Linked DNA regions of Homo sapiens: region 2 is linked to region 1. Evidence: chromatin contacts called from ENCODE POLR2A ChIA-PET data. All regions are on one chromosome and are shown on one strand. The core of a region is the stretch at or near the end of the contact, and the rest is flanking DNA. Distances in the headings are between cores, read along the strand shown.

Region 1 (7,249 bases), core at 2,006-4,505:
TGGGAGGGAAAAAGTGGCCCCTCGGCGGGAGTTTGAGGCTGCTGTGAGCTGTGCTCGTCCCACTGCACTCCAGCGGGGGCAACAGAGCGAGACCTTGTCACTTAAAAAAGGTAGCTCATGGTAAACAACCTTGGAGCACCTTCTCTTAGTGATTTCATGTTTCAACCAGTACATTGTGGTGAATACTGAAATATCTTGTTTAATTCAGATAATTAAAATGGTGGCAAAGGAAGCTGTTTAGCCAGAGCCCTTCTTGACTTTGAGGAACAGTGGTAGTATAAGACTTGAAGACAGACGTGTAAAAAGTACTACTCACTGGTAGGCTCAGGTCTGGTTGATTGACTGATTCTTGAGACGGAATGTCGCTCTGTCGCCTAGGCAGGAGTGCAGTGGCCCAGTCTCGGCTCACTGCAGCCTCCGTCTCCGGGTCCAAGCGATTCTCCTGCCTCAGCCTCCCGAGTAGCTGGGACTACAGGCGCCCGCCACCACACCGGGCTAATTTTTGTATTTTTAGTAGAGACGGAGTTTCACAATATTGGTCTCGAACTCCTGACCTCAGGTGATCCACTCGCCTGGCCCACCCAAAGTGCTGGGATTACAGGGATGAGCCCCTGCGCCTGGCCTCGGTTGAATTTATTAAACAACTTTTGTGGGCAGCAAGCTGTACGAGGTTAACTATGTGATGAGAAGACTTAGAAATGGAGAAAAGTTTTATCAGTTCTACATAGGACTTAGTTTGGGAGTTTCTGGAAACTACGTTGGAAATCAGTAGTTGCACACTAGCTGAATTCAGCTGTGTAATTTACAGTGATTTGTTATTTACCAAATAAGTAGAAGAGGGAATTAAGAAGCTAAAATCTCTGGGTACTTGTTTGATATGAATTTGTTAATTGTTTATACTCAGGTAATAAGTGTTACCTCAGTCATAGCATTTAATATTTTATCTGACTGTCCCTAAGGCTGAAAACCAACGAATATACTAACACGAAGATAATACTAGATTATATTTGTGTAATATTTTAGAGTTTTCAAACACTTTAATTTTATTTATTTATTTTTTTGAGACAGAGACTCGCTCTGTAGCCCGGGCTGGAGTGCAGTGGCGCCATCTCGGCTCACTGCAACCTCCGCTTCCCTGGTTCAAGCGATTCTCGTATCTCAGCCTCCCAAGTAGCTGGGACTACAGGCGCCGGCCCGCCACCATGTCCTGCTAATTTTTTTTTTTTTTCTTGAGACACAGTCTTGCTCTGTCGCCAAGGCTGGTGTGCAGTGGCGTGATCTTGGCTGACTGCAACCTCTGCCTCCCAGGTTGAAGTGATTCTTGTGCTTCAGCCTCCCCAGTAGCTGGGATTACATGGGATTACAGGTGCACACCACAAAGGCCGGCTAGTTTTTCTGTTTTTGAGATGGAGTCTTGCTCTGTCACCCAGGCTGGAGTGCAGTGGCATGATCATGGCTCACTGCAACCTCCACCTCATGGGTTCAAGCGATTCTCCTGCCTCAGCCTCCAGAGTAACTGGGATTACAGGCGCCTGCCACCACGCCCGTCTAATTTTTATATTTTTAGTAGAGACGGGGTTTTGGCATGTTGGCCAGGCTGGTCTCGAACTCCTGACCTCGGGTGATCCGCCCGCCTCGCCCTCCCAAAGTGTTGGGATTACAGGTGTAAGCCACCGCACCCAGCCCATTTTATTAAGCATGTCTAGAAAGACTTCTAAATGATGCTGATTAATGCTGTATCAAAAATATTAGGTAACCTTACATGCAAGAATCATTTTAAGTAAACGTGGTTAGCTTGCAGAAAGGCTGCCTAAACAAGGGTTACCAATAATGATGGCTAATGCTAGATTGTATACCACGGGCCAAACATTAAACTAAGCTGTTTACATGCCTTACTTAGTTCATTTAACCCTGTACTTGTAAGGAAGTACCATTAGTAGTCTTTAAAACAACAACAACAAAAAAACACCTGCAGAATTTGAAGCTGACAGATGAAGGTAACTTGTTCAGTGTTGGGCAGCTAGTTAATGGCTGAGCCAGGAATTGAATCTAGACTACTGGAATAATAGTCATGGGCTATATTTTTAGGATTTGAAAAGATGGAAATAGCATTACTTTGTTTACAACAATCTGGGGACCAAACTCCTTGAGCCTGCTAAAATGAAGACTGGGATCAAGTATGCTTGAAATAGTAATCTTAAAGAATTCATTTTGGGTGGCTTTGTCTTGGGTATTTTGTTGAACCCAGTTACCTTGATCATTTTTTTTCTTTTTTTGAGACAGCCTCTCTCTTGCCCAGCCTGGAGTGCAGTGGTGCAATCTTGGCTCACTGCAACCTCCGCCTCCTGGGTTCAAGTGATTCTCCTGCCTCAGCCTCTGGAGTACCTTGGGACTATGGGCGTGCACCACCACGCCTGGCTGATTTTTGTATTTTTAGTAGAGACGGGGTTTCACCATGTTGGCCAGGCTGGTCTCAAACTCCTAACCTCAGGATCCGCTCACCTCGGCCTCCCAAAGTGCTGGGATTACAGGCGTGAGCCACCATTCCTGGCCTGATAAATTGTTTTCTAGCTGGTTTCTGATCACTTATGTTCTAGCTGGTCATTATGTATTATTTCATGAAAGATAGGCTCTGTTTAGATATTTAAGAACCTTATTTTTAAAAATAAAACCTGCTTTATTTTATCCTGTGTTCCTCATTGGTTGGTCTGTCAATTGGCTAAAGATACATATGGCAATTTATTCCTTATTTCTGTATACAAGTGGGAATCTATTAACAAATGATCTTGGTTGTAATAAAGGGAAGATTAATTTGGCATTTTCAGTTTTGTATTTGGGTTTTGGAAACATCAAGCACCTTTTAGGGTATTGAAGAGAGAGCACCGGATTTGGAGTCAGGAGATTTCAGTCAAATTTTGGATTAACCATTTACACTCCGACTGTGGGCACGAAAAACGGCAAACACATCTTTTGTTTTCTCCCCCAAACTTGTCCTCCCAGATGCTTGAATCTAAAACCTAGAATTTAAGGGCACTAGTGATTTTTCATTTTTCCTCACTCTCTGTACTTCACACCCCTAACAATCCATTAACAAGTCATTTTGACAAACCACATCTTGGATTTGCCTCTTTTTTTCATTGCTGTTTATTTTTTATATAGCAGCCATCTTAAAATGTAAATCAGATGAGTGACTCACCCAAGCAAAAACCCTGCAAGGGTTTCTCAACCGAGTAAAATCCTGATCCCTTTTGATGATCTACTAGATGCTATTTCATCTGGTCCATTCCTCCTCCTGCTGCCCTATTTCATACCCTCAACTCCTTGATCACGTTGTCTCAACCTTCTTATTGGTCTTTCTGTCCTGAATTTGCTAAGTTTGTGTCCTCTGCCTAGTATGGTCTTCCCTCTGTGAATCTTTGCAGTGTTCCCTGTCTTTAGGCCCAAATGTTACCTCCTTAAAGAGGGCCCAAGGATCCACCTAAGTAAGTAGTCCCCCTGCCCACCTCCTCTGCATGTTAACTTGTACTTTTCCCCCCCCTCCAATGTGGCACTTGCCACTATTTGATTTTTTCCTTGTTTTCTGTCTTCCCCTCTCTGAAAGCTTCAAGAGAGTAGGGAGCTTAAGTCTTAACTTAAAATGCTGTATTCCCAACGTTAGAATAGTAGTGCCTGGCATGTAAGGCACTTATCTCAAGTTATCTGGAAAGTTTAGGGTTCTCTGTATTTGAAAGATGGGATTAATATGTAGCTCATGAGATTATCAGGATCAAATATGACATTATTTTATTTACTTTAAGTCACCTAGCACAGTTCTTGGCACATGGTTGGTATTTAGATGTTTAGTTTACTATGATTTGTTGCTGATAACTGTTCTCGATTTGGTTTTTGGAAGGCAGGGACCACTTACATAGATACATTTCCTATAGTAATTAGCATTGTGCTTTGTATATAGACTTTCATTTTTTAAAAATTAGTTGAACTAATCAGTCTTTGATACTGACTTATTTATTGTGTGTTACATTTTGTGTATTATTTGAGTTATTGGTGTGGATACTTGAATATATTTATAGATTGTGAACAGGAATGTATATCCACTGGTCTAACAGCCTGTATTCCCTGTTCTGTCAGTTTTTTATATCTAGTGTTTATTTTCTTTGAACTTCAAAATACCATGACGGAGTAAAGAGATCTGGCAGTTGGGTCTTCTCTGGATATATATATATATATATATATATATATACACACACACACACATATATATGTATATATATATATAAATTAGCCTTTTGGAATTGTTTAGGGAAGTGTTAGCTAAAATGAGCCTTGTACCACTTCTAGGAGTGAATCAGTAGTAATGACTTTCCAGGTCAGAATAGTTTTATGACAGTACTCCAGTTTAGAAGATTGCCATTTTTTTCTCTGGCCACTTGGGGTTTTGATATTTTAAAAACTAAACTTATATGTCCTTTAGAAATCCTTTGTTTTTGTACCCAATCTTGCTTGGCTTTTTGACTTTGCTACTTTTTTAGTGTTTCCCTTAATAGGTTCCGATTCCTCCTTCCTAGGCTGAACCTCAAATCTCTCCCCAGTTGGAGGGCCATGGATATTTTAGGAGACGCTATTCTTGATTCACCAGTTTAATGTTACCATTTCTTCTTTGTATTTCCAGTCTCGTTTTATTTTTAAAATTGGATCTTGGTAAGAGTTACAGATTTCCATTTAAACTTGTTCATGAATTCTTTGAGTGCTGATGTATATTAATCTTGTATTCCTTAGTTTCTGTTCGCCTGGTGCTTTTGACTATCCTTTGCACATACTTGATGTGAATATACATAAAGCTAAACTTTTCAGTATTGGTAACTTGAATATTTTGTGCAAAGTTTATTTACAGATTAATGATAAATTATTTTAGGAAGAATATTGACTTTCAGTAGATAAAAGTTTCATTGCTGACTGTTCTTTTATTTGAATGTAGACGTATCAAGATGCTTTTAGGCACAGAATTTAAAGTTACTATGATGGCTGTTAACGTGGATTTAAAAATCAGTTTCACATGAAACTAAATTGTGTGAAAGGAAGTACCAAAAGAGAATAAGTAGCAGAGCATTAAACTCATATTTTAGATGTTATAAAGTAGAGCATTATGAAAATTAACTACAGATTACCTTTTTTTTTTTTTTTTTTTTTTTTTTGAGATGGGGTCGTGCTGTGTTGCCAAGGCTAGAGTGTGTTGCCAAGGCTAGTCACAGGTGTGATCACAGTGCATTGCAGTGTCAAACTCCTGGGCTCAAGTGATCCTTCTGCATCAGCCTCCCAAGTAGCTGGGACTACAGGCTTGTGCTACCTTGCCCCGCTACCAAGATGGCATTATGTTAGCTACGTTGGAATTTTCTGATGGAACGACATATCATATGTTTTTTAAGGCTCAAATTACTAAAATTAGAATTCAAGTAGTTAAAAAGATGCTGTCAGTTTCATGATACGCTACTGCATTGTGGTTTACAAAAAAGTTGAATTTTAAGCTTTTACGGTTAAAAGTTTCCTATTTCCTGAATTAGTTTTTCCTTCCCTGAAATTGTAAGTGCGTTTATTAGAGTTTATGGCAGTGCCCATTATATGCATTGTAAATAATGGTTATTTAATTTAACATAAATCACAATAATGGTTTTTTTGTCTTTGCTAGGAATTCGAATTTAGAGTTTAATTTCTCAGAGCATTCTCTCCAGGAAGAATTTTTACAGTATCTCAAAGACTTCACTTGACTTCTTGATCCTGCATAAAACCAAGGTAAAAGAGCATTCATTTTTCTAGTTTTCACTTTTGACTTTTTTGAGGAAATGTCACTACTGAATTGATGATTCAGATGGAGTGATTAAAAATGATGTGGTCCGAAGCTTTGTTTTTTGTTTATTTTGGTGGCTTGTATGAAGTAAGTCAGATGTTAAGTTAGTTTTAGGAAAAAGGTTCTTTTTCTGTCTTCTTCCAGGTTGTGCTCCTGCTTTTTCTATTTCTATAAACACATCTACTAAAAGACTCAGGACATACAAGATAGAAAGACTGCTACTTAACCCATTTCCCTAATGTAAACAAGAGGAGATTCATAACTTGTTTCTCTCTACTGTAGTGTTTAGGTAATTCAAATTGATTGCTAATGTGTTAGATGTATTAAGTGAATTAAGTTCATCAACTCATTAAGTCCACTACAAGTCTGTGAAGTAGGTACTGTTATTTTCTTCGTTTTACAGTTGAGGAACAGGCTCAGAGAGCTTAAGGAATTTGAATTCATGTAGTTTAAATGCAGAGACCATGTTCTTAGCTTTTTCCCTGTTTTTGCAGTAGAGCAGAAGATATCAATCCATTTCTTTTGGACTGCTAACTATTTGATAGGCATGCTTTCTTTCCGTTAGTTTTTGAAGTTTCAGGTGTAGCTTAAAGCAAAACGCAAACCTTTAAAAATGAACTTGCTGCTTTAAAAAATGTCCAGGTTCTGGGGAATGCATTCATTTTATAGTTATTTATTAAATACCTGTTGTGCTCGTGTGCCACAAGCCCAGCTACATCCTGGTGACTGAAAAAGCCTACAGAATTCCTGAATCCTTTAACAGAAATTACCATCCAAAAAGCCTCAAGAGCAAAGAACAGAGATTCTGGAGATACAGCACAACACAGCATCTGTAGCTCTTAGTAAAATAGTGTTTTATTTACTGATTAGTACAATGAAAAAGGATGTTGTCTTATTGCTGGACTGGATCTCCAAAATCATTTGCAGCTCTGGTTTCTTTTTATAGTGTGTCTGATTATCTCAGAGTGGGATAAAAATAAATATCTTGAAGTAAATTCGATCAGAATGAATGTAAATTACGTATTTATATTCTTTTAAAAACTTTGGGAGGGACAGAATTTTGAAATCAGATGCAAGAGAATGTCACAGTTCCCCGTGGCCAAGATTCCTTCCTTTACAGGCTGTAAATGTGGTTTTTGCCAATTTCATTATGTTGTCAAAACTACAGTTGCTAAACCAAATTTGTGTTCTACAAGGTGTCAGATCTCCTTATGTTAATGCTAAATTTATTTCTTATGTGTTGTGGAATTCTTACTTTGCCTTTTTGAACCCTGAACCTATGTTTTGTTTCTGTCTTTATGTATTTCTTGCTTACTTGGGATTGAGAAGAAGAGTGAGAGAAGACAAAGGTGGTAGTCTATTAGAGGATAGTTATGTTTTATTTTGAAATAAGCATTTATCTCAAAC
Region 2 (7,249 bases), core at 1,450-3,949, 150 kb before region 1:
TAGGGAGCCATTTTAAAATACACAGCTGAGCCTAATGCCTCAGGATTGCAGCTCAGCGGGTCTGGGTGGGACCTGGACCACGCTGTGTTAAAAGCCCAAAGGTGATTTTCATACAAACCCTCAAGAACCACTGTTTTAAACAGAAGGGCTTTGAAACCTTGTTTTATAAGAACTATTTTAAGTATGACTTTTTTTTTTTTTTTTTTTTTGGAGACAGAGTCTTACTCTGTCACCCAGGCTGGAGTGCAGTGGTGTGATCTCAGCTCACTGCAACCTCTGCCTCCTGGGTTCAAGCAGTTCTCCTGTCTCAGCCTCCCCGGTAGCTGGGGTTACAGGCATGCACCACCATGTCCGGCTAATTTTTTTGTATTTTTAGTAGTGACGGGGTTTCACCATGTTGGCCAGGCTGGTCTCAAACTTCTGACCTCAAGTGATCCACCTGCCTCGTCCTCCCAAAGTGCTGCAATTACAGGCATGAGTCACCATGCCCAGCCTTAAGTATCGCTTTTTAAAAGTTTTATGTTTGATCCAAAAACTCATGGCAGGAAATTGGGAAGATTTACTTTGTAGTTTGAAATTTGTTTGTTACTGTTGTTGTTGTTGAGACAGGGTCTTGCTGTGTCACCCAGGCTGGAGTGCAGTGGCACCATCACAGCTCACTTGCAGCCTCTACCTCCCAGGCTCAAGCAATCTTCCCACCTCAGCCTCCCAAGTAACTGAGACAACAGGCATGCACCACCATGCCCAACTAATTTTATTTTTTGTAGAGACAGGGTCTCCCTGTGTTATCCAGGCTGATCTACAATTCCTGGGTTCAAGAAATCCTCCCGCCTCAGCCTTCCAAAGTGTTGGGATTACAGGTTGGAGCCACCACAGCCTGACCTGTAGTTTGGAATTTGTAACCACTCAAAGCATCTTCTGTCATTGGGTGCTCAGGGAGAGGGGTTCTTGACCATCTCTGGGGACCATAAAACTCTGAAGTTTCATGCCCTGGTCTTCAGCTTAAGGGGCTAATAGCTTTCCTGAGATTTGCAAAGGTATGCATGATCAAAAAAGGGGAAGGAAGAATAGCTACCTATATGCTGAAAGAGCAAAATTTAATGGCAAAATGAACAAAAAGATACAATCATTAGACATACTAAGGAAACAGTTACTAAAACACCATTAATTTTATGAGAGAAGTGCTGAACTGTAGCTCTAATTATTTGATTTCGTGAACATTTTCTGCTCTATTATTTCCTGAATTTGTTTTTTTGCAATGTAAACACAGTACCATAGGTAAATGGAGTTGCATATAAGTGGTTTTAATGGTATATATTAGGGAAAAATGATAAAATATTAAAATATACTGCCTCTTAATTTAAAAGCAAAATTATCTTTAAGACTTTAAGCTTATTTTATGCTGCTGGGTATATATCTGCCAGAAATGAAATCAGCATGCGGAAGAGATCTCTCAACTCTGACATTTATTACAGCACTATTCACAACAGCCAAGATATAGAATCAACCGGTGTTCATCAACAGATGAATGGATAAAGAAAATGTCATATTTAATACCCAATGGAATGGTATTGAGCTTTAAAAAATAAGAAAATCCTGTCATTTAGGACAACATGGATGAACCTGGAGGACATTATATTAAGTGAAATACACCAGGCACAGAGAGGTGCCGCATGATCTTGTTGTTATGTGGAGTGTAAAACAGTTGAACTCCTAAGTAGAGAGTAGGATAGAGATTACCAAGAGATTGGGAAGAGAGGAAGTTAGGGGAGGGTTTTTTTTTTTTTAAGACCTTAAATATTTTATTTTTAAGATAAAATAATTTCATCCTAATACTGGGCTCTCCGGCATTTGAGAGTATTATATCCTTGGACCTCCATCCTCTGCTCACTGTCATAATTCTTAGATCTTAATTCTTACTAAAGTTTTATTTTCATCTTCTAAAATTACAAAGCAGTAAACATGTAATATACAAAATGTATAGTTTCCTCCTTGCAACAAGTGAGAAAAAAATCCTATTTTAACAAAAAGCATTTTTAAGTGAGTAAAGATGCAATTTTTCATTTACAAAATAAGTTAATAGGTTTTCTAGTTGGGTTTATAAAAAGCTGATGCATATCCTGTTCTTTTTCCCTATGACTGATGACATAACTTCTGCTTTTGTTCATGATGCCCTCTCCTTGGCAAGGAGTGCCTCCCACCCACATACCTACTCACTCTTTAGGACCAGCTCAGATGTCACCTATTCCAGGAAGCCTCCCTTACCTGTCTCTGTGTTCCCGTAGAGATCTCTATCACAGTACTTACTACATTACGTTTTAATTATGTATTTCTATGTGTGTCTGCCTTGGAAGACTTCAACCTCAGTATGATTATCTTTGTATTATTAATGTCTGGAACAGTGACTGCTCATTAAATATTGTGCTGAGTGATTATATTCATAGTCACCCGGCTCACACCTCCCACCCGTTTGTCATTGTACTTGTCTGTGATCATGCTACAGAATTCTGTTGTGGGTGAACTCACCCAGCAGCACAGCTATGGTGCTTTGGCCTTCAAGCTCCTGCTCTAGCCAACCAAGCTAACCTGCCCAGCTTTGGCCAGCAGCTCATTGTAATAAACTGAGTTCAAATGGAACCCAGCACTATTAAACTAGCCATCAGCCTAAGACTACCCTTCAAAGAAGGAGCGAGACCGGGCATGAAGTGGGCCCGTGAGCCAGCCACTCCCTGTGTAAATCTGTACTTCAGCTTCTCGCTCTCTTTTCACTGCAGTTTTATTGCTGTCTCACCAAGATTTCCCTTCTTCCAGGCCTTTACTCTTAAAGGAAAAAAAAAAGTTGCTTATCTTTGCTTAATTATTAACATAATACTGGCTTAATTCTGAACTAGGAGATCTCAAACTCTTTATGACAGCCCAGTGAATAAAGTGATGAAGTGGGAAACAAAATGTAGAGGGTCAGAAAGTGCATTTCAGTTTGTAAGATGAAAAAAGAGGGAAGGGTGGTAGAGCTGACTCATGTGACTGTAATTCCTAGAATATAGGAGCAGTGTGGCGTTATTCATCTAAGCGCGTCCTAGAGATTTTATACATCATGCACACATTTTTAGGTATTGTCTTAGACCGTTTATGCTGCTAATAACAAAAACCTGAGACTAGATAATGTAAATAACATAACTTTATTTTCTTGAGTTCTGGGGTCTGAGAAGTTCTAGATCAAGGTGCTAGCCTTCAGCGTCTGGTGAGGGCCTTCTTACTGCATCCTCATATAGTAAAAGGGGCAAAAAGGACAAGAGGACCCCATGCTGTGTCCTCATGTGCAGAAAATATGGGCAAGAAAGGGGCTTAGCTAGTACCCTTGAGCCCTTTTTATAAGGGTACTAATCCCAGCCTCATGACTTAATCACCTGAAGGCCCCACCTCTTAGCACTATCACATTGGGTCATAGGTTGGCAGATACATACATTCAAACCGTATTTTGGTTTGATACATACATTCAAACCATTTTGGCGGATACACACATTCAAACCATAGCAGGTATTAACCTATCAATAGTGCAGTTGAACATAAAATGAAGATCTCACTTCAATGAAACACAAATTAATATGATTTAAAACAGTTGCACATTGTAACTTTCTGAACACCTGTATTCTGTAGCCTGAATTTTGGCAGAGAAAGTGGTTGAAACATTTGTATCTACTATCAAATTACCATGATAATTGTTTATTGTTCTCTCTTCACTTTATACCTTTTAATTAAGCTGGGGGTTGGGGGGAAGGGAGGTGAGAAAGAAAAGGAAGAAAAATACAGTTTTTGTCGCAAGTGGATTTTGTATCATTTTCCTGAAGGTCTTGGTTCTAGAAATTCTGTAGTCTTGGTGACCTGTCAGTTTTTCTTTATAATTAACTGTGACTGTATTGTGTATTCATCAATATTATGAAATATTATGAAATAGTAAAACTCACTGTGACTGTATGCATGCTTGCCCACGCGTGGCTGAACTTTTACAAAGCAGTGAGGGAAGTTCTCCTAGGGTCAGGACAGGTCATCATGGGCACAAGGCCTCTCATTACTTTCTCTCATCAGAAAAAAACAAGTGAGAGAAAAAAAATGCACCTACACTCAGGTTCCTGAACCCCATCTTAGTTCTTCTCCAGATAGCCCAGCAAGTGAGTTTGTCTAATCCCTTTCTCAGGAATGAGCATGATGAATGAAAACCAAGCAAATTCTGGAGTCGAACCAGGTTAGATTCAGACCCTTTCTGACCACTTCTAATTTCTGCCTCTGTGTTTTCAGTGTTAAATGTGGATGCTAATTGCCTGCTTTGCAAGGTGTCTATAGAAATTAGATGTGATTATGTAAAGCTTCTAGCACAATGCCTATTACGATAAATGGTTCTCACAGTTGCTGATGCTGCTGTTACTATGTTTTTTCTCTACAGTAGTTCTGTCTTATTTTCCTTTGAAAGCTGGAGCTGTCTGTGCTTCTCCTATTTTATAGTATCAGTTAAGGGTTTTCAGTGGTGTTTTGGTGTGGTGGAGTTATTTCTTTTACTCAGGGAGCTTTTCTTAGGGAGTTAATCTGATACTATATTAGAGAGAGTAGACTCTCTGTAGACCTTCCTAGGCAAAGTTGAATGAGTATTTGGATGTAGCACATACATGGACACTTCTAGTTAGAATATGAAGCATGAATTTAGGTAGTCATAAAGGTTTATAATAATCTAAAACCAATTACTAAGATTTATAACCAACATTTTGAACATTGAGTAGTATTAGGATAGTTTTTCTAGCTTTTAAAATCAGCCTAAGCTTTTTGGTAAAGTCAAGTTTTGTAAAATGGGTGAAGATTTTTTTTTTCCTAGTGAAATAAGAATTGGCAAACTTTTAAAGCTGGTTTACGATAATTTCCAGATGAATAGAAACTAAAATGTATTGTCAGCTGATGTTTCATTGTAGGCTCCTATGAAATGACTGAATTCTGTCTGTATCCCTAAAAATTGAGATGAAACTGTCATTCTTATACATAATCTTAGCTAAGTGACCTCAGATTGAAGTAAATCAGATCAATATTGGTATTTTTATAACCCCAGCATAGATGGTGCCTGTATTGATTATTGTAAGTAGCAGGGCACTTTCGGGAGCTCCTGATGGAACCGGTGTTAGCTGTACCCTAGGGAAAGAATTATGCAACACAGTGATAAGTCATCTAACTAAATTCATAGCAACAAATCTATTTGGCTTCTAGGCATCTCTTTGAAGTGGGCCAAGGGCTTGGGGATGGAGGTAGGAAACCTGCATTGGTTCCTGCCGGGGCTTCTACCAACTCTGATGGGAGAGCCTCCTGGGCTGGCTGAGATGGAATTGCTTCTCTAGCCCCTTCACTGGATACAAAATAAAGGAGTGAAGCTAAAGGGTGGAAGAACACTTCCTGGCCACCTTCACGCCTGCTTCAAAGCCAAGGTCAGGGGGCTGTTATACCAGGGAGTGCTGAGAAGGGCAGAAAGCTGAAACTGCTCCTTCCTCCGATACAAGAGGCAATGAAAAACTGGTGAAGGTGGCCGATGATGCCCACAGGGGAAGACAGCACTGACTCCTGCTTTGTGGACTCTGCACAGATGCTATATTAGAACTCAAACTGCTAGTGACTTTCACATTTGTATCATTTTTAATGTGGTCACATTAATTTGACCATTCTGCAGGCCAGTGTTCATGTATTACTTTAGTGTGATTTTTCTTATGATCAAAATCTTCTAAAATCAATTTGGTGAGCTATAGAAAGAGAAGGTAAATTTTCCTTGTGTGAAATACAACTCTCAGTAATAAGACTGCTATTAGCTATTCTTTGAATCTTTCCTGTTTTCAGAGATGGCTTTGAGGTTTAATAAATACTTGTCCACAGTGATTTCAGATGATTTTTAAGAACTCATCTTTTAGGATGGATGTGGTAGCTCACACCTGTAATCGCAGTGCTTTGGGAGGCCAAGATGGGTGGATGGCTTGAAGCCAGGAGTTCAAGACCAGACTGGGCAACAAAGCGAGACTCTATCTCTACAAAAAATAAAAATATCAGCTGGATGTTGTGGCATGTTCCTGTAGTCCCAGCTACTTGGGAGGCTGAGGCAGAAGGATCACTTGAGCCCAGGAGTTCGAGGCTGCAGTAAGCTATGATCACACCACTGCACTCCAGCCTGGGTAACAGAGTGAGACCCCATCTTTAAAAAAAAAAAAAAATCATCTTTTAGAATATTTAAAAAATAGAACTTTTTCAGGCATAAGTAGTTACCTTATTTTTGCTGACAAATATTTGTTACAAAGTCAAGTTTAGCCTGCCAGAAAATCTTGCCTAGAGAAAATTGAATAGTTTATCCAAAAGTATTAATTGAGGAACACAGGTGTGATTATTTCTAAGACATTTTAAAAATCTAAATAGTTAACCACACATATTAAATGAACTTCCTTTCCTAACTAGCTCTAAAATATGATTACCTATGATCCTTTCCTTATGCCTATTTGCCATACTCTTATAGTGCTTGTTTTTTAAAATAATAATTCTCAATAATAAATGGGTTATGTTCCAGAAGTTCATATATGAATTAGGTGTTTGAAAGCTGGGACACATTTGCACATTATAAAAATATTTCATGTATAACTGATAACCCACAAAAGCCTATTTAACCTATTAGATAGTAATGTTATTATAAAATCCCTATGAAAAACATGTGTATAGTTATTCACCCAATTTGTATTAAACATCTATTCTACTTTAATGGTATAATGATGTACCTTCAAATTGCTCAGATTCTACTATTTCTAAAGCAGGTTTTCTTGCTTCCTCAAATTTTTCTCCCTACCCTGTCCTCAGCCAACTATAATTTTTCTCCTTCTTTCCTCTACTTGGAAACCAAACTCAGTATCAAAACCTCTCCCTACCTTACTATTTACAGAAAGCACACACCCTTTTGAAATTTTTCTAAGGTTTTCCACTTCTGTAAAATAAAGGACATAGGATAACAGAAAAAGTGTCATGAAGTTTAGGGCATATGCATCATTTGTAAACTAAAAAGAAAACACATTGCCATGTCACTTACTTAGAATACTCCTAATGCATCTAGGAAAAGTGGCAGTTTGAGGGGGCACTCAAAGACTGAAATGAGATCTATTCACATTTGATTAGAAAGCTCAGACAGTTCTTTAGACATCTTCCTTTCCGATAATGATTCCTCTACAATTCTGGAAACAGGACTGGT

Evidence for each region. ChIA-PET counts read pairs that join two places held with the same protein, here RNA polymerase II (POLR2A).
Region 2: POLR2A ChIA-PET joins it to region 1 with 21 read pairs in A673. The contact joins two enhancer-like sites. POLR2A ChIA-PET finds 5 or more read pairs at or near these places in 7 of 52 experiments (A673, Caco-2, HEK293T and 3 more).

What each region holds. Positions count from the first base shown.
Region 1 is chr6:136,281,122-136,288,370 of GRCh38, reverse strand. It overlaps BCLAF1 (BCL2 associated transcription factor 1), which reads left to right. Exons shown (of 13, transcript NM_014739.3): 2 at 5,684-5,787. Among named protein-coding and RNA genes, the nearest start is that of BCLAF1, 5.1 kb to the left of the region's middle. Within about 2 kb of position 3,255, at least 4 of the 41 ENCODE cell types and tissues checked have a DNase peak (open chromatin) inside an H3K27ac peak, as active enhancers do.
Region 2 is chr6:136,435,366-136,442,614 of GRCh38, reverse strand. All of the region lies in intron 1 of MAP7 (microtubule associated protein 7), which reads left to right. Among named protein-coding and RNA genes, the nearest start is that of MAP7, 110 kb to the left of the region's middle. RefSeq lists an enhancer at 7,230-7,249. Within about 2 kb of position 2,699, at least 5 of the 41 ENCODE cell types and tissues checked have a DNase peak (open chromatin) inside an H3K27ac peak, as active enhancers do.